Linked DNA regions of Mus musculus: region 1 is linked to region 2. Evidence: chromatin loops called from intact Hi-C (ENCODE). Cell type or tissue: left cerebral cortex. All regions are shown on one strand. Links, peaks and the distances in the headings refer to the core of each region. The heading gives the core; the rest is flanking DNA.

Region 1 (6,304 bases), core at 1,401-3,900, 1.4 Mb after region 2:
ACTCACTTGTGAGCCTAAAGTCCGAAGTCAGTTCCTAGGAAACCTGTATGGGGGGCGGGGAGAACCCTGGGTACCCTGTGCGAACGAGTCAGAGGGGAGCCTCCAGCAGCTCTCCAAGACTGGAGGCCTGACTTCAGTCTCCTGAGCCGGCCCATTCACTCTTAGGCTGGGTGGATGCTTCCAATCCATCGCCTTTCCCAACCTCCAGAGAGCCTTTACACGTGAGAAGAAACTCTCAAAAGCCTCACAGAAGGGAGTTGGGGGTTCTTTCACCTCTGGGAGGGGAGGCCGCTTGGGACGCGCGGGCATTGGGGGTGGGTGGGGGCGGGGCGGGCTGGAGTACTAAGGGTACCTAAAGCTGCGGGACTTTAGTGGGGGGGACTGCCTGACTGTAGTGGGAAGGCGACCAACCACACTTGCAGGGACTCCCGCGGAGCGCTGGTCTGTGCCGGAGCAGGGCACGGCTCTGCCCCGAGTTCAGGAGCATCCTGGAGATCCAGCCGTGTCTGCCTGTGGTCACTCCCCAGGCCCTGCGGCTATCCGGGGCAGGGTGGTACACAAACAGGGATGCTTCTATTTACTCGCCTCTGCCTGTGGATTTCTAAGACATTCAGCAGGCACAATCATTAAACTAATTTGTATTTGATTGTTTGGGCGGACGGAGGGTAGTTTTATTGCGCTAAGCATTCAAGCAGGCACGCATCGCTGATTACCAGTATACATTAAATAAAGTTGTTTGTACACATTGTCTTACCACATATAGGCAGAGGCTTATTATTCTAATTACTCTAATTAGTGCATTGAAATGTTTTCTACTTGATTTGAGGAGACAGTGATTACTTCTATTACTTCTTTTAGCTCGTATTTTATGGAAAACTATTGATGCATGCTCAAATTACTTTATTTGCCCCTCGAATATAAGGCTGACCCAAACCCAGTGAACTGCACCGCCCTTATGGGGCCCCAACTTTGATGTGGGCCTCGGCTTGGAAGAGGCAGCTCTCCTATTTGTTGGTTTCCTCCTTCAAGCTCAGTGTTCTCCCAAGGCCAGGCCCAGTCCCCTATCCCAGATGCGCACCCGGGTCTCGGACCCACGGACCGAGTAGGGCATGCGGATCCTAAACCTTCTTGGATGCAGCGACTCTGACCTGCTGGCCTTCCAGTTTCTTAGGCGCGATTTACTTTTAAAAGACTCCCTTAAGCATATTTCCCGTGCATCTACTTCCGAAGCTTTAACGTGACTATTAAATTGATAAGATCAGCTCATCAAACATACTATTTCGATAGGGTGTTGTAATTAAAACCTTAATCCTGTTTGAGACTCTTTTTTTCCCTTTAAATTCCTTTTTCTTAGGGAAGGGGTACAAAGTTCACTATAAAAAAGTATTATAACAGGGAGATTAATTCGTTATCTAAATAACAATCTTTGCTATTGATCCAATGCACTTTTCGCCACCTTTTGTGTTAGTTCCGTAAGCCCTTAAAAAGGAGAATCTGACAAAGCAAAAGATTTGGACCGAACTCGCAAGGCTACGATCTTCTTGGGAGAGCTAGGAGTCTGAGGCTCTCTCCTCTCACCACAGCGGGGGAAGCAGCCCAAGAGTGTCCCTGCTGCCCTGAATGTGCCAATGGGGCAAAGAAGTGCTGATGCCCGCGGCCGGCTCCTCAAAGTCCTCTCCCCTGGCAGAAGGAGGTCTGCTCAGTCTCTGGGTAAATACTCCACTGGTTCTGATTTTACTTTTAATATTTAAACTCGGATTATCGTGTCTCTAAATGCGCGTTCCTAACCTTTGAGGGTGGCTGAGATGTAATAAACACTGGCGGGCAGCAGCTCAGCTTCTGCTGGCCAAGGCTGCCGCCTCCCGCTCCGCCCGCCCTTGGGCCCCAGTCCCCCCACCCCCTACCAGCGGCCCTCCGCCTCCCCCCCCCCCCCCCCTGGCAGCGACGGCCGCGCGGGAACGAAATCAGCGCCTCCCGGCAGCTGACGGCTGAGCATCCAGGGCTCCTGCAGGCGGGGGAGGCCGCCCTTTATCCCAGCTGAAGAGTCCTCGCGGGCTGCAGGAGGAGACGCGCAACCCCGCGGTGGCCCTGAGGAGGAGGAGAGAGCCAGGTTTCCTGGAAGCAGCGACCTCCGGACGTGGGAGAAGGCATCAAGGGGCGCGGGGGACCGCAGAATGAACAAGGTCGCTAGTCTAGGTGGGGGTGGGGTGGGAGTGGGAAGTGAAGACCCTGCCCAAATATAAGCCTCCTTTAAAAGAGGTCAAGGGCCTCTGAGAAACCGGAGACTTTCTAAAGCAAAGAGGCCCGTTTGCTCCCAAGTCAGTTCACAAGAGATTTTCCTCAGTTGTAAGTTTACCTCCCCCCCCACCCCCCAACACCCTCCTTTGGCCTCTCTAACAAAGTCTTCTTCCCCCATGTCCAGACTTGTTATGAAACAAAGTCTCCCAGGATAGTTTAACAGGAGAATAAAGGACACCCTAGACCCCCTCCCCAGTACATCTGCTCTCACCCCAAGATTGCAGCCTTTAGCCGAATGGAACTTTGGCGCCCCAAAGTGGCATCCACTTGCAACTACTCGTGATTTTACAGTCTGATCCGTTCAAAAGTTGAGTTTCAGACTGGAATGTGCTTCTCCCCACTCTCTCTGCATGCTTGGCCTCATTCCTCCTAGAAAAGGTTATGAAGGTGACCCCACGCGCATGACTCATACAAAGGTTTCCAAATGTCCAGTCTGGGCTCCTTAGCAGAGGTTTGAAGTTTCACTGGAGAGGACAGAACATTTTATACTAAAAGTTACCGCAACAAAGATGAGAAGGAAGAGATGTACCCCAATATTTTGCTCCTACAAACTTATCTGTCAAAATCAAGTATTACGTGCATCAGAGAACTCTCAGCTTCTCGTAGGAATCAAAAGCAGAGAATCAAGTTGGAAGCCACGGTTAATGACGAATGTAGCATTTTAACCAAGTCAAAATTTGACCTCGAACATCTTTTTATACAGAAGGCTTGTTCAGTTTCGAGTTTAAAGGTGATTTTATTTAAGGCGTTCGCTTGAACAGAGACACATTTGTGAAAGAACCGTTGAAGTGGGGGAAAACATCCACTTCCCAAATTCCTAAAAGAGCTCTCAGTCTGCTTCCTTCGGAGCCAGTAAGTTAGTCCGTTTCCCACACTGTGTGCCGTTTTCACCACTTACTCTGCCTTTACCCCAGGTCACGTCAGGAGGGGACATGCATACACAGGAACTGCAGGCAGCTCAAACTTGTGGTTACTGGATTGGATAGGCTTGAGCGACAGCACCTCAGCCCTCCTCCACCCCTTCCCCCTCCCCATAGTTATCAGCCAACAAACATCTGAGAAGCCCTGTGGTACTTCCAAATCCATTTCTTCATGTGCAGGCTGTGCATAATAGCGCTTCTTTAAATTTTCCAGTAGCATTTATATAACATACATGGAAGCACAAAATAAAATGGAAGTCTCATATAGAAAGTGGTCATTTCAAACTCTAGTGAGGCCTCTGCTGTGAGGGCCCAGCAAGAAATCCCTTCAACCTAAAAATAAGGCTACACATCTTTGCATCTACTGGCATAGGAGGAGGAAATGTGGAGATAGCCATCTCAATTTTCATATATGGGGACACTCTACTGATTCTGACTACTTAGACCACCATCCACTAGACTTGCTTTTACAATGCCTAAGCTTGAGGTTGTGGTTAACACCATTATTAGAACCACCAGCGCCGGACTCTAGTAACTGTAACAAATGTGGCTACTCTATTATTATTCTAGGGAGAACTAGCTTGCTACTCTGCAAACCATTCCATTTCTTTATGCCAGCCAACTTAACTTTAACTGCACACTTCTCTGGTATCTTTTATTGCAGCCTGAATCAGTTATGAAAAGAACTCTGGGTTTATACACGCAAAACCAACCCAATGCAAGCAGCAGCACTGACCGCAACAACAGCTTAAACACTGTGGACACTGCTGATGGGTCACACTCTGCTCTCTGGGTTTGGATCACACAGGAGCCCTCAGCCTACTGTGTTCTAAACGGGGAGCCTTGGGAGGTACTGTTCTACTCAGGAACCAGGCCCTGCTCCCCAGGGACCCCTGTATGGAGCAAAGGGGAGAAGTCCCTGCTGCCACTGGGAAAGAGAGACGGTGGTCTGAGACAGTTCTTCCCTCCTGGCAGCACAGTCCCAGGAGCCAGAAGGTTTTTGTGCTGGTTGCAAGTGGCTGAGAAAAGTCTTGAGCAAGGCCTTTTGTTGGTCCCTGGAATGGTTGTGGGTGGCCAAGAGGGATCTGCACAAGCTTCTATGCCAGCATTCTAGGGCAAAAGTGAATGAAGGCTTTTCTCCTGTTAGAGGTTTAGCCAGTGGGTCCTGAATCCTCCACATGCTTGTGGTAGGTGTGCTGAGCCAGATAGACTCTTCTCTCCTTATGTGGAAAGCCTAGATCAGGGGACCTGTCCACTCTAACTCCCATCCCCGGGGGGAACAGATGGAACTCCGTGTCAGCATCATCCAGCGCTCTTGGTGATGACCAAACCACTTGGACGAGACCCAGAAGCAGCCCTGGCAGGAAGAGCTCGGTGTCCTATCAGCTCCCAAAACACAAGAACCCCAGCTTGCATCCTAGCCAGTGTTCCTCGGTTCTAGGTCACTAAATAAGGGGTCAGAGGAGAGAAGGGTGGCTGTGACGTCTAAGGCCTCAATAGCAACCCATCTTCAGTGGACGGAGGATGGTAGGCAGGAATCGGGAGTTTTTGAAGTATTTAGAGCCAACATGACCTAAAGCCTGCTCACTAGACATAGGTTGAATTTGTAGGGGAAAGATCAGATCATCAGTCCTAAGGAGAGCAGGACATACCTGCAATTGTGTTAGAGCCTCTTAACTAACAAGAGTGCTCCATCAAGGCATGGGTGATGTAGGCACACACCCCATCATGCATGACCTAAAGGACAGTTTGGGACTCTTAGTTGAAATAATCAAAGACAGAAGGGGGGGGTGACTCTAAGCATGGTTTACACAAGGAAACAAATGAAACAGGATAAGGACCACACTTTATAGGTGTGGCTAGGATAGGAGGCAGCCGGCCCACTGTGAGGCAGGAAAGCGGAAGGAGAGAGTGAGTACGGTTCTCACAAACCAGGAATTGCACTTTAAGGCTGCTGGGGAGAGTGCCTAGAGTCAACTGCTAGAGGGCTTAAGGAAGTTTTAATTAGATTTAAAAGGCAATTAGGAGTCATAGCAGAGGGAAGATTCAATGAAAATAACACTTTGGGGGAAAAAAAGAGCTGGCATAGTGTACAGGGTGGTGGTTATGAGTTGTAAGTGTGACAGAAGCCAGACTAGCCAGGAAATAGGTAGGCAAGGCCCACTGGAGTCTATGTGGTCAGCCAAGGAAGTCTTAAAGAGGGTGAATGTGGTGTAATAGTGGTGCTACAGTAGCTGTAGGGGCTAAAAATAGAGAAAATAGAAAGGAGAGACCATGCCCTCATTTGGATGAATTAAATGGAAAGAGGTGAGGAGAGGAGGAGGAGGGAGGGGGGAGAGGGGAAGGGGGAGGGGGGAGGAAGAAAACAACAAGAAGACAAAAAATTTAGAGAATTTTTCAGTTTTGGATGTTAGCTCCCCCCACCCTCCCCACCTTCATTTCCTCTCCCAACTTCATTCTCCTCTCCCCACACTATCTACCTACTCACAAAACACAACACACATACAGCACCACACACACACACACACACACACACACACCTACACACACACTGAAGCCATTGAGACAACATGGTTTTACTACCATCCTTTGAAACCACTCAAAGGCTGACACGAACCAAAATAACAATTTTAATTCAAGGATAATCTATTATATACCTACTATGCTGGCTGCAGTCCTAAGTCGTGTTTCTGTGACTAAGAAAATTTAAAGGAAAGAAAAAAAAGGAGCATTACTAGAAGACATAGTTTCCCTACCCATCATATAGAAAAAACTCCACCAAAGAACTTCAGCTGACATCCTCATAATTTCCTACAATGCAAGCTTGATGCTCACCACTTTTCTTTAATATATCTTCTGTCTTATCTTCTTCCAATTGTTTTTATTAAAGAGTCATCTGGGCATAATATTGTAGTCCAAACTACTTGAGAGGCCAATGAAGGAAGATCCTTTGAGACCGAGAGCTGAGACCAGTCTGGACAACATAAGACAATTCCCTTCCCACTTCCACACATTGAAAGCTTAAAAAGTTTATTTTAAAAGAAATATGGATACACTGTAACATTTTCTTATAAAAATATGTCCAG
Region 2 (6,304 bases), core at 2,575-5,074:
TCCTTAGTCCTCAGGGAAATGCCAATTAAAACTACTTTGAGATTTCATCTTATACCTGTGGCTGAGATCAATGAAACAAATGAACACACATGCTGAAGAGGATGTAACATGAGGATAACATTCATTCACTGCTACTGGGAGTCCAAACTTGTACAGCCACTATAGATATCAGTGTGGTAAGTCAGTCCCTAAAGGATATAGGAACCTATCGACCAGTCTTGACCAAATACATGGAAGATGCTTCATCTTACAACAAACCTAGTTGCTTAACCATATTCTTTGCTGCTCTATTCATAGTAAACAGATATTGGAAATAACCTAGATGTCCCTCTATAAAGAATCAATAAAGAAAATATCGTACATTTACCCAAAGAATATTACTCATCATTTTAAAAAAATATCAAAATCATGAAGTTCTCAGATAACTAAATGAAACTAAAATAAATCATCCTGAGTGAGGTATTCCAGACATAAAAAGAGATATAATCTATGTATGTGTTAATGTGTGCAAATATTAGCTGTTATTTCAATGATAACCAAGCTACAATCTGAAGAACCATGAAAGGTAGAAGTAGGTATAGAGGAAGGGATTAGGTGAGGCAGATAGGTTTCATTAGGAAAGGAAAGTAAAATGGTCATGGATGAAAAGATAGGTTGCAACTAGATAGGTGGGGACTGGGAGGGCAGTGGGGGAGGGCAGGAAATATACAGCTAAAATTAAGGGGGATTTGAGGAGTAGTATGGAAACCTCATGTGTGTGTGTGTGTGTGTGTGTGTGTGTGTGTGTGTATAAAATGAAAGCATCTAACTAGCTATATCTTGTCACTAAACGAATCTTCTTCTATTACTCAGACTGTACACATGATTGAGTTGTTTGCCAAAGATGTCCTATGGACATTCACAAACAACAGAATCACAGGTTGCTTTACATGAACTGATGACAAGGCCCCACTGCTGAAGGCAATACCTACATAACTCAGCTCCATAGCTTTGTGTTGATGGTTGTGGCTTTCCATATGTTTCAAAGAGACATTTCCATGATGAGGGGTCATATTTAGAATACACTTAGGGATTATGTTGGTCTATTAAAGAGGCAATTGTAGGTTCTCCTCCAAGACCCATGAATTCACTAATGCTGCACATTTGGCTAGGTTTCCAATACCAGTCATGGTTTTTTCTCTTGTTGAATGGAGCTTAGGTCCAATAAGAGAGTGCTTTTTTATTCATTTACAGTATTTTTGAGATATCTTTATGAGTTGATTATGTTGTAGGTTCTCACTTGTGTTTTTATAGAGTTGTATAGAGACAAAGAATACTGGTAGCTTAATGATTACTGCAAGAGCTCCATCAGCGTGCCATATAGTGTCAAATTCTAGTTCCTATTATTTGATGTCATTATGTATATTTACCCAATCCCTCATGCTCCCTTAAGTAAAACTTTTAGTTATCTTTAATTATTGTAGAAGAAAATGCAGGCATGAGTAAGTAATCAGCCTACCTTGCACACTGCACTTCTAAATTAGAAGCAAGGCACACGATGCTACTGAGTGCCATGCTCCTGGATATCAGAGTATTGAATTCTGAGGTAGCTGAGTAGCTAGTAACTGGACTGCGGATGAATTTACACTATCTATTATTCCTTTAATGTGATTATTCCACATAAAGTCTCTGGTGGTATGAGCACTTACGTCCAATCTGAGGTAGTATGCTAACTAATCAGTTGATAGGTTTCTAATATATAAGTGGTTGCTTACATGCAATAAAGCAGACACTGTTCTCTGAAACCATTTTCAGAACAGTTTATCTCTGCCACCTTTACAGACCTATAGACATTGTTTTCTTGTCAGATAATGCTTCAGTAATGACAGCAAATTATGTATATTCACAGACTTAAAAAGCCTATCTGTGATCATTAATTAAAATATTTTTCTCATGCTACGGTTAATAAGCCATGGGAAATAAGCGAGTAAATAGTACCCCTGCATTGCCTCTGCATCGACTCCTGCCTCCATGTTCCTGCCTTGCTTGAGTTCCTGCTCTGGCTTTGCTCAGTGATAGATTAGGCTGTAATATTATAAGCCAAATAAACTATTCCCCCCCCAACTTGCTTGTCTTCATGTTGTTTCACCAGAGTATTAGTAACCCTAACTATGACTTGTTAATAGAACATGGTGATACTAGAAGCCAAGATGTCAAATTGAAAACATATTGTTTTATAGCTAATATATACGTATATAATTATACATATATATGTGCATCTATTTGTTAAAGTTTATGTATATAAACTTCTATTCTACTTATACTGTGAAATATAGGGTAGAAACCTGGTAAATGATTACAAGCACCCATTGGCATGGCTCTATTTAGCTTTCTTCAAAATTTATTTCTTGGTATTATCTAAATTTACACAAACAGATAAATAGAAATAAAGATAAGGCAGATATATCTATATTCTATATTCCTATTTATTAGATCTAGACTTTATCAACTTAAGGAGTGATTAGCTTTCTTTTCTTTCTTTTGTGTGTGTGTGTGTGTGTGTGTGTGTGTGTGTGTGTGTAGTGACATTTTTACATAATGGCAAGTAGAAAACACATTTTCACATTTCCCCCCAAACAAACAGTCATTTCTTTGATTTAAAAGAAAAGAGTGTACTCTCATAGCATGTAGAGGGGCGTACAGGACCAGTGAATACGTTTCTAGCCAAGGCTATCCTGTTCTGAACACACAGTGAATACACTGACCCCCGAAGGCATTCAACTTTTTTGGGTTACAAGCTTTGCCTCAAGATCTTTTTCTTGCTGACCCCTCTTACAAATCCAGTATTCTTCTCAGGATATATTACTAGAGAGCTGGGGCCTCAGAAAAGTGTTAATCCAATAATTGTAAAATGTAGCCGCCTGCGGCCACGTGAACTGGGTTCCCCTGAAAGGCGGGCTGAGGCTGAAAGAGATCAGAAAAGAACGAGGCCAAGACAAACCTTTCTGTTCAAAGCCTCTGAAGTTTACTGAGAGTCCTTGCTTATAAAGAGGGTAGCGCCCCCACCCCCAGCCCATTCTTGGTGCCTGGAGCCAGCCCTTACAAATCTACAGTGTGTGTCTCCAGAACGTCTCAAGGACCCTTCAGCAGGAAGCAGAGTCTTAGAGAAGAGCAAATAGAGCCATCAAGGTCAGAAGGCTACCCTAGGTAATCTCCTTGTTCGTGGCAGCAAGGTCAAAGTCTGGATCAGCCTGCTTCAAGGCTGAGGGAGGCTACAGTAAGAGGAGCTATCAATGGGTTTGGCCTATCAGGGAGACTTGTCTGTGCTCTGCTGATACCTTGCAGGTGGATTGAGGCATGGACGTAGCTTCTGTTTCCATTGGGCTACCCAATGAGAGTGAAAACAGGTATGTGCGTAGCTCTAACTCATATCTCAGTGCTAGATAGTGCCAAGCTGACAAGAAGTAAAATTGGAGATAAAAATGAAATGTATATCTCAAAATAACCATCAAAATGGTTCATATTGAAAGAAATGTTCATGCGACATTGTTAATAGGGTGTTAGTTTACTGCATTGATAGGAGTATTAGTAAAAATCAAGCACAGTATTTGCCAAATTTAGGATTTAAGTCAATGATGTCACACTCTAAGATGCTTACTCGTGTAAGAAGGGAGGCTGAAAGCACAGTGTTCCGGCCCACTGAGGGAGCAGGGCACATTACCTCTGTGCGCTGAGAACTGTCAGAGAGCAACCATAGGGGGCAATGCAAGCTCAGCAGTGTTGTTCTCAGCTCTCGGCTGCACCAGCTGAAACTGTCACTTAAAGGATTGCTGTTGTATTCTTCTTATTTAAAATAACCCAAATCTTGCAGTTCCACAGTGCTTGAAAGTGCTTAATTTATTTCAGGTTTGGGACAACCCACAGTTAGAAATAGAAAAGAATTGCACATAAAAGATGTATTTTACAAAGGTACAGATAATAAATGGGGATGCAAAGGGTTTGCATATACAGTGAACAAAATATAATGCAGAAGTATTTATTTATTTTTTATTTTTTTGCTATTCCACTGGAAATCTAATCTGGCCCACTATTTTATTTTTTCATATTTTTATCCTGACAAAAATGACTTCGTAGTGATGAAAACTAGTTCTTGTTTAAATTTGCTTTTATTTCTTAATAAATTTTGTGTTTGAATTAAGCAACAATTCAGTATAACAAATAGACCCATTCCTATAATTCAACTTAAGTGGCACAGTCATTTTGCTCGTTTTTATTCTTGTAAGGAACCTGAGTTAGTGTGCCTGCAGATGAATATGGATGCGTATTGATGAGTATGATTTTCCTGTCCGTCATTATAAAAATACCATTCCTGGTTGAACTGTTAATGAAATGATGAGAAAATCTAAGGTGAAGATTTAACAGTCTATTTTCATTTTGTTTCATCAAAAAGAATCTACTTTACAATTACTATTTACTTGCAATAACCTGCAGCAAAAAATGATTTAATGTTCAATATGTGCATTAAAATCTACTTGCTTTTTTAATATGTAAAAGCTGATGGAAATTTCATTTAAACACAATTCCTGGATCACAGATTTTAAGCAAAATGAAAGGAGTTAGGGTACCATTTAACATGGCTATAAAAATCATTTCTTTCAGTGGCTGGAGGGAAGGAAGGATTGGTCAAAGCAATTTTTATCTTCTATGGGATTCCCTACAAGTCTGCTTTTTTTATTTGGCTTAATGCATGCCACAATAATCATGCCATTTCTTGCTAGCATTTTTCTAGCTCATAGTAATAAGAATAATTGCATGGTGTTTATATTCTAAAGTGCTTTTCTCACTAAGCTCTGAAGTCTTATTTTTTGAGTATTAATTCTCACAAGATTTTTGTGTGACACACAAAAGTGTGCATTATTATCTTGTTATTTCCTTTTTAACAACAAGGATCACGCTGCACAGAAGCAGTGAATGATACACAAGGCAGTCACCATCCCTGCTACAGATCAGGATCCAGACTTCTGGTTCAAAAGCAAGGGCATGCTTTTTTAGAAATTATTAATATACTCGATGATTGAATCCTGGGAACTGGTAGTTGTCTTTTAACTTCAACATTTTACTGCTCAAATGTTAACAGGGAAAGGCAAGAGTAGCTTAATATTTGGAGTAAGTTTATTAATTGCATTGTGGGTAATAGAGAAATATTAAATATTTGTGCTAATAAAAAAAGCTACAGAAAATAAGTTAGAGTGAAAATGCTTAGCAGGATAGTTGTAAGAATACAATATACATTTGCTTCCAATGAATCTTTAGAGTGAGAAAAGTTACAATAATTGTTAAGATTGTTTGTATGACATGTGAAGCAAATGTATTTTCCCCTTAGCTTTAAATTTTCTCTAATGAAATATTTTAAGTGTAAGTAAATCATTTTATTGTATGTTTAGTTAGAGACTGTAACAGATTTATCAAAGAAAACGCATTTACCTTTCTAGCAATTGACTTTATGGGAACTGTACTCTCATGATCCGAGTAACTAAGTATAAAAACTCATACTAAGGAGCAGAATTCTCAAAGGTTAGTATGCTGCCCTGACATATGTTACTTCTGAACCATTCTAATAAAGGATGAAAATTAGTGATGATTAAGCAAATTACTTGTTGGAAAATTTACATTCGTGTGGCTAAATACAAAGCGTAGAAGTTATTAATTGACAGTTTATCAAGTTTATCTCTTTTTGTTTGGAAAGCAGATGTGAAAAAGAACCTTGCCTAAATCAGTTTTAAGATTGAATGCAATTAATACTTTCTTCTAGATATTCATCCTATAATTGGAAATTGATAAGTCTAGGTTTGACTATCTACCTTTGTAGAGTGCATAAAATTACAACCAAATATTACTACATGACCTTCAATGAAGAATCATGATAGATACAAAAGCTTTGTCTTTTGTAAATTAAATTAAAAGCTTCCTTTTTATTGAAAAATATTATCATTTGGAATATCCTGATTATAGTTTTCCCTCCCTCTACTCTTCATAGTTCCTCCCCTTTTACCTGTATCCACTACCTTTCTGTCTCTCATTAGAAAACACCAACAGTACAGGGGAACACCAGGGCCAAAAAGGGGGAGTGGGTGGGCAGGGGAGTAGGGGTGGGTGGATATGGGGGACTTTTGGTATAGCATTGGAAATGTAAATGAGTTAAATACCTAATAAAAAATGGAAAAAAAAAAGAAAACACCAACAGCTTACACAGAATAATAAATAAAATAAAATATAGCAAAAATATTGCAAGAAGGAAGAACTAACAGATCAGAATTCGACAAAA

What was found. Peaks named below come from ENCODE experiments on the same cell type or tissue, not always from the same donor. Only the 100,000 strongest peaks of a DNase experiment are listed, where the experiment ranks them.
Region 1: a loop joins it to region 2, with 2.7 times the contacts of the local background. A loop is called at or near these places in 4 of 42 quality-filtered maps.

Annotation. Positions count from the first base shown.
Region 1 is chr4:22,473,396-22,479,699 of GRCm38, reverse strand. No RefSeq gene overlaps it. Among named protein-coding and RNA genes, the nearest start is that of Pou3f2, 12 kb to the left of the region's middle. In left cerebral cortex, for the core only: a CTCF peak has its summit at 2,564; a DNase peak (open chromatin) is centred at 2,568; H3K4me3 peaks cover 1,173 bases; H3K27ac peaks cover 1,019 bases.
Region 2 is chr4:23,911,055-23,917,358 of GRCm38, reverse strand. No RefSeq gene overlaps it. Among named protein-coding and RNA genes, the nearest start is that of Gm31145, 79 kb to the right of the region's middle. In left cerebral cortex, for the core only: a CTCF peak has its summit at 3,735; a DNase peak (open chromatin) is centred at 3,728.